Regions from separate parts of the Homo sapiens genome. Here region 1 is linked to region 2. A link is an interaction called in ENCODE POLR2A ChIA-PET data of the cell type or tissue named here. Cell type or tissue: HepG2. All regions are shown on one strand. Links, peaks and the distances in the headings refer to the core of each region. The heading gives the core; the rest is flanking DNA.

Region 1 (2,927 bases), core at 310-2,809, 86 kb before region 2:
ATATGGCAATTAATGTAAATGGTATAATAGATACAAAAATATGTAAAATATATAAATATATAGGTGGTACAAAAAATGATTTCTCTATTCAGGAAATTGTTGCAGAAAATTAAAATGGTAAATTCAATATAATAAGCATTATTTTGTTTAATATATTTATAAAATTATATATTAAGACTAAAGTTAAAATCTTTATGTTTATCATCTGTTTGTGTATTTATCTCTCTATGTCTAAATTCTTGCACATAGAGCAGTATTAGTAAATTATTTACTACAATTTGTTACGTGAATAGTGAACCAAAAGGAGAAAATTATAATTTGTGTTTTTCTGTAAAATGACTCAGTCATTTTTTCTCACAGATGTACCTTTTTTAGCACTATAATATTCTATTAGCCCTCATTCCTTTGGACATGCTTTTAAATTATTTTAACAAAACAAAACAAAAAAACCCTCACAGCTTAAAAGAATTAAAAGTTTCTACTAATTATTGTTTCTTGTTATGGTGTGTTTTCAAATATTGCCTGGAGAGAACAAACATTTGGGTAACTATTACCTGCCTCTAGAGACTGTCTCATGTTTTTATACCTCCTCTTCTCTGAAAACTCTTCATTTTGCATTCCCCAAATTTAAGCCCCAAATTCAGAAAAATAAGAGGATATGGACAATGCAGTTAATTTACAGCTGGACTTTCCACCTGTAAACTCTTTGTCTCTAGGTCTCCTGGATGACATTTTGACACTCAGACAAGATAAGGGCAGTTTTATGATATGCTGGTTAAAGGGTAAAGCTCCCCCTGGTGATCCCGCACCCCCAAGGTCAGTTTCTTTACTGATGATGTGCAACAGGTCAAACCAGCTGAGTTAGCTAGGCTTGATTATGTGGCTCAAGAGAGAAAAATTCCTGCTGGGAAGCTTGGTTTTGAGTTGTAGCCTAAGCTAATGTATTCCTCACACAGATCTTGGCGGTTCAATCTGGAAACTTGGTGTGCTGCGTGTGAATACAGATGCTGGGAAGCTTAGCCTGGGATGCCATCTCTCTGACCCCTAATGCTTGGCTGAACTCTTCTGCTGCACTCGGTCTTTCCTCTGTAAATCACAGCATTGCATCACTATACGCTGGAGTCTGGTGAGTACTCACAGATGTCTCAGCTTGGAAAATCTTTTCAGTGAAGATGTCTTTTTATGACTAAGCTATCATTAAATTTCTCGAAGGGTTCCCTAGGTACCACAAAGATTTATTTTAAAAATAAGTAAAAATAATCAGATTTGTCATTCTCCAAATTTTCACCAATTTGAAACTATTGTGCAAAATTTAAGATGAAAGACGGGTAGCTTGATAAATCACAGCAAAAGTTCACCTTTCCAGATTAATTATGTATAAGTAAAATACATTAATACAAATATGTACCCATCAGTTTTGTACTTTTCAGGTTAAAAGAAATATACCTATGTTTAAATAGGTATATAATAGTTATATAATAATAGTTATTAATCATAGTTATATAATAATAACAACTGCCAAAATAACTATTAAAAGACTTTTTTCCCAGTATTTTAGATGTAAATATTCTTGTCAATTGTAAACAATTACAATGCACTTTATGGGATAAATTAAATGCCTTGGAGATAGACTATGGCATCATTGTTTGTCTCTCCTTCATATATAACTATCCACAGCTTTAGTACCTTGGACCCAACAACTCTCCTTCCCTACTCAAGCAAGAAAAATGCCTTGATTATTTAACCTGTATTAGGAAATTGTCAGTGCCCTATACAGACCTTTGTATATTCCCTTTGTATGGCAGGGGTTAACCTCTATTGACCTTCTTATTTGGAGATAAGGACAAATGCTTATCTCCAGAACTGCCTAGAGAATGACATCGACTCTTGTCAATACTAGGGAATGTATTAACTAAATATGTATTAATTAAAGGTAAATGATATTACATAACCATGGATCTGTGAGTTGTTTTCAGGGTAGCATGTACCAGCCTGTCAGCAATATTTAGTATTAATAATTGCATTTATAATTTCCACTGGTTTCGGTGGAGCTTGAGGGACTAAGTCTGGTCACATATTGGAATATGTCTATGCAACTAGCTCACTGTAAGACACACCCTCCTTGAGCAGGCTCTGGGCTTTCTGGTACCAAGGTGCTCACACAGGTCACTGGTGTTTTAATACCTGAAGACAAAGCATAATCAGAACAACCATGTGGTGTGAAAGTAAGGAAGTCTTCACCTGAGATCTCTAGACACTCCCAATGCATTTTCTTCTCCTGCTATTGCTTTATTTGTTGCCTGTAATAAAGTATAAACTGGGTCCTATGGATCCCTTCAGGAATCAAACACTTGATAAAAATAATTAATGTACCTTTTGATAACCCTAATTGAATGATGTTCATTGGTAGTTCATACTTAAACATAAAAGCTGGAGATTGTCAGGCAAGCTATGCTATTACTGATTCGAATTCACTCTTGGCATATAAGCCTTTCTCAAAAGTCAGTTGACTTCAGATAACTGAGTTAACTAACCTCAAGTGGATCTGCCAGTTAGCATAAAATGAAAGAGCAATTATTGGTCCAATCAATATTTCCCAGCAAGCTTTGGTCATTCTTTACTTATTTTTAGGATGGATTGAGACTTTTTCTTGCCAGACCATCATTAAAGACTTTGAATGCTTTTCCTTTTACTCAAAAACTGTATTGTTCTTATACCCAATCTTCAGGAAAATGTAGAGAAAATAAAGGATTACTAAAACTAAAAATTGTCAAAGTTCTAAGAGTCACTGGAACTTACATGTAAGTTCCTACAGTATTCCATTTACCTTCATGACATAGGCTCTCCCCTTAAGAGTTAATAACAGACCATGCCATGCATTTCAGAATTTTGCTCTGATCCTAGTCTTTGCCCCACTGCAAGTTGAC
Region 2 (2,927 bases), core at 157-2,656:
CTACAACCTCGTATCTACCAAGAGGTTAGTCTGGAAGAAAATGATAAAAAGAAAAAAGTTATGTAACTTTCACATACAAACTTGCTGGAAATCTGACCCTGGAACCCACTTAAAAGCCCCAGAAACAGACCACTGCCAATGCAGACAACATCTGTGAATTCTGTGATTTAAGATCGTGTGACTCAAGATGACATCCAGTGTAGACAAAGTCCTGCCAAGGTCTTTGAATCAAGATTTATGATCAGGGTAAGGGATTTACACTTGAACTCAGGTCTTACTATTTATTGCATCTTCTTTTTTTTTCCATTTTTCCTTTCATGCTAATCCTTCTGGCATCTGAACCACTATCCATTCCCAACTGTTGAATTTGTTTTCTAGACTTTTGAAGTATTTAAAATAAAGCCTGATGTCAAAGGTTGTCAAAAGGGAGCTAAGATGCTGAATTTCACTGGTTTCTAAGAAAGATTCTACTGTGGCAAGATGTTTCAAAACCAGAATGTATGACCCATAATTTACCTCTGATCAACCAAATAACAGTTAAAATACTCAATTAAGACACACACACACAGACACACACACACACAGCAGCTTATTGAACTAAACTTGGGGAAACTACTCTCTTTGATAAGCCATAAATTCCCAATGTTTCTCATAATATTTGCTCCCTCCTCCATTGCCTAAGAGCCAGGTGCTAACATGTTGCTACACACACCATTGACAATTGATAAAATTGACAATTGATGAAACTGTGTCAAGGCTGTGTCAAGAAGAGACTAGGCCGGGTGCAGTGGCTCACACCTGTAATGTCAGCACTTTGGGAGGCCAAGGCGGGCAGATCACTTGAGGTCAGGAGTTTGAGACCAGCCTGGCCAACATGGCGAAACCCCGTCTCTACTAAGAATACAAAAATTAGCCAGGCGTGGTGGCAGGCGCCTGTAGTCCCAGTTACTCAGGAGGCTGAGGTAGGAGAACTGCTTGAACCTGGGAGATGGAGCTTGCAGTGAGCCAAGATCATGCCGCTGCACTCCAGCCTGGGAGACAGAGTGAGACTCTGTCTCAAAAAAAAAAAAAAAAAAAAAAAAGGAAGAGACTGACTCCTCATGGCCAAACCTGTTCCACTTGGAGCTTGTTTGACCAAAATGGAGGAATTGAGAAATTCCTATGAGGAAAGTAGCACAGCCCTGGCCCAGCTGAGGAAGAGATGCTCACAGAAGGACCTGACAGACGTTATACTAGAGACCACATGGCATGCACACCACGAGTAAAATTCCCAAAGCCATCTGGAAAAGCCACAAACTTATGAAATTCTGACTACAGGTCAGCCTTCTCAAGGACAAAATGTCCAGGCTGACCCCTCTACTAGCTGCCAACTAGCTTTCCAAATGGAGAAGTAGAAGTATATTGCAATAAGATTTTTAACAATGAATGTGAAGTTGTTTGATGATAGCCTGTTTTAAGTTAAATATGCACAGGGGAAACTCTGGAACAATCTTTTAGTGCAGTGGAATGATCACAACTCACTATAGCCTTGACCTCTGGGCTCAAACAATCCTCCCACCTCATCTCCTGAGGCACGTTCCACCACACCTAACTAATTTTTTTTTTTTGGTAGACAAGAGGTCTTACTATGTTTCCCAGGCTGGTCTCAAACTCCTGGGCTCAAACAATCTTCCTGCTTTGGCTCCCAAAGAACTGAGATTACAGGCGTGAGTCATTGTACCTAACCACAGTCATTTTTTTCAAAAAACAAGTATAGCTAATAAATCAATAGTGGAGATACATGGGATCACAAAAATATTTACTTAACCCAAAAGTAATCCCACTTGTAATCCCAGCACTTTTGGGAGGCTGAGGCAGGAGGATCACTTGAGGCCAGGAACTCAAGACCAGCTAGGAAAATGTAGTGAAACCTCAACAACAAAATTTTTTTTTAAGTTAGCTGGGTGTGCTGGCACACACCTGTAGTCCCAGCTACTCAGGAGGCTGAGGTAGGAGGATCCCTTGAGTCCAGGTGTTCAAGGCTGCAGTGAGATATGATCGCACCACTGCACTCCAGCCTGGGTAATGGGGTGAGACACTGTCTCTAAAAATAAAATTAAAATGCCAAAAGTACCAAAATAATAATAATAATGTGACATAAACTAAAGCATATGATTAACTCAGCCCTCTGTACATGAAGTCCAACCAAGAAATATATATACATAATAAAATATTATCTAGTCAGATCTGTTAGAGGCTTTTTTTAGACATTCTGGCTTTTCTATGCTATTCTAAAATTATATATATATGGCCTCTATTTTTTCTGATTAGTTCTAATTGTTTGGCTTTTTGTTTTTAAATTTAGACCCTTAATTCATCTGAAAATATTTTTGCATCTGCTATGCAATATAGTCATAACTATATTTTTTAAATAGAGATCCAGCTGTCCCAATGCCATTTTTTTTTCTTTTGAGACAGAATTTCGCTCTTGTTGCCCAGGCTGGAGTGCAGTGGCGTGATCTCACCTCACTGCACCCTCCACCTCCCGGGTTCAAGCGATTCTCCTGTCTCAGCCTCCCAAGTAGCTGGGATTACAGGCACGCGCCACCATGCCCAGCTAATTTTTGTATTTTCAGTAGAGACAGGGTTTCGCCATGTTGGCCAGGCTGGTCTCAAACTCCTGACCTCAGGTGATCCACCCACCTCACCCTCCCGAAGTGCTGGGATCACAGGCATGAGCCACGTGCCCGGCCCCAATACCATTTTTACTCAAGGGGCCATCCTTTCCTCACTGATTGTAAATGGCCCATTTATCATACATTTCACTCCCATTTGTACATAGGTCTATTTCTGGGTTATTTTGATTCCTCTGATATATTTGACACATTCCCCTACCAAAAATACTAATTAGTGTTGCTTTAGAATATAGTTTAGTATCTATTAGGTCC

The links. Peaks named below come from ENCODE experiments on the same cell type or tissue, not always from the same donor. Only the 100,000 strongest peaks of a DNase experiment are listed, where the experiment ranks them.
Region 1: POLR2A ChIA-PET joins it to region 2 with 9 read pairs; 2 of 35 experiments call an interaction of 5 or more read pairs at or near these places.

What each region holds. Positions count from the first base shown.
Region 1 is chr7:138,064,190-138,067,116 of GRCh38, forward strand. LOC124901753 (a long non-coding RNA gene) reads left to right here and starts at 820. Exons shown (of 2, transcript XR_007060553.1): 1 at 820-1,126. In HepG2, for the core only: a CTCF peak has its summit at 794 (motif pointing left); DNase peaks (open chromatin) are centred at 822, 1,062 and 1,762; H3K4me3 peaks cover 2,347 bases.
Region 2 is chr7:138,150,675-138,153,601 of GRCh38, forward strand. No RefSeq gene overlaps it. Among named protein-coding and RNA genes, the nearest start is that of MIR4468, 28 kb to the left of the region's middle. In HepG2, for the core only: no CTCF peak of the experiment used is centred there; a DNase peak (open chromatin) is centred at 1,577.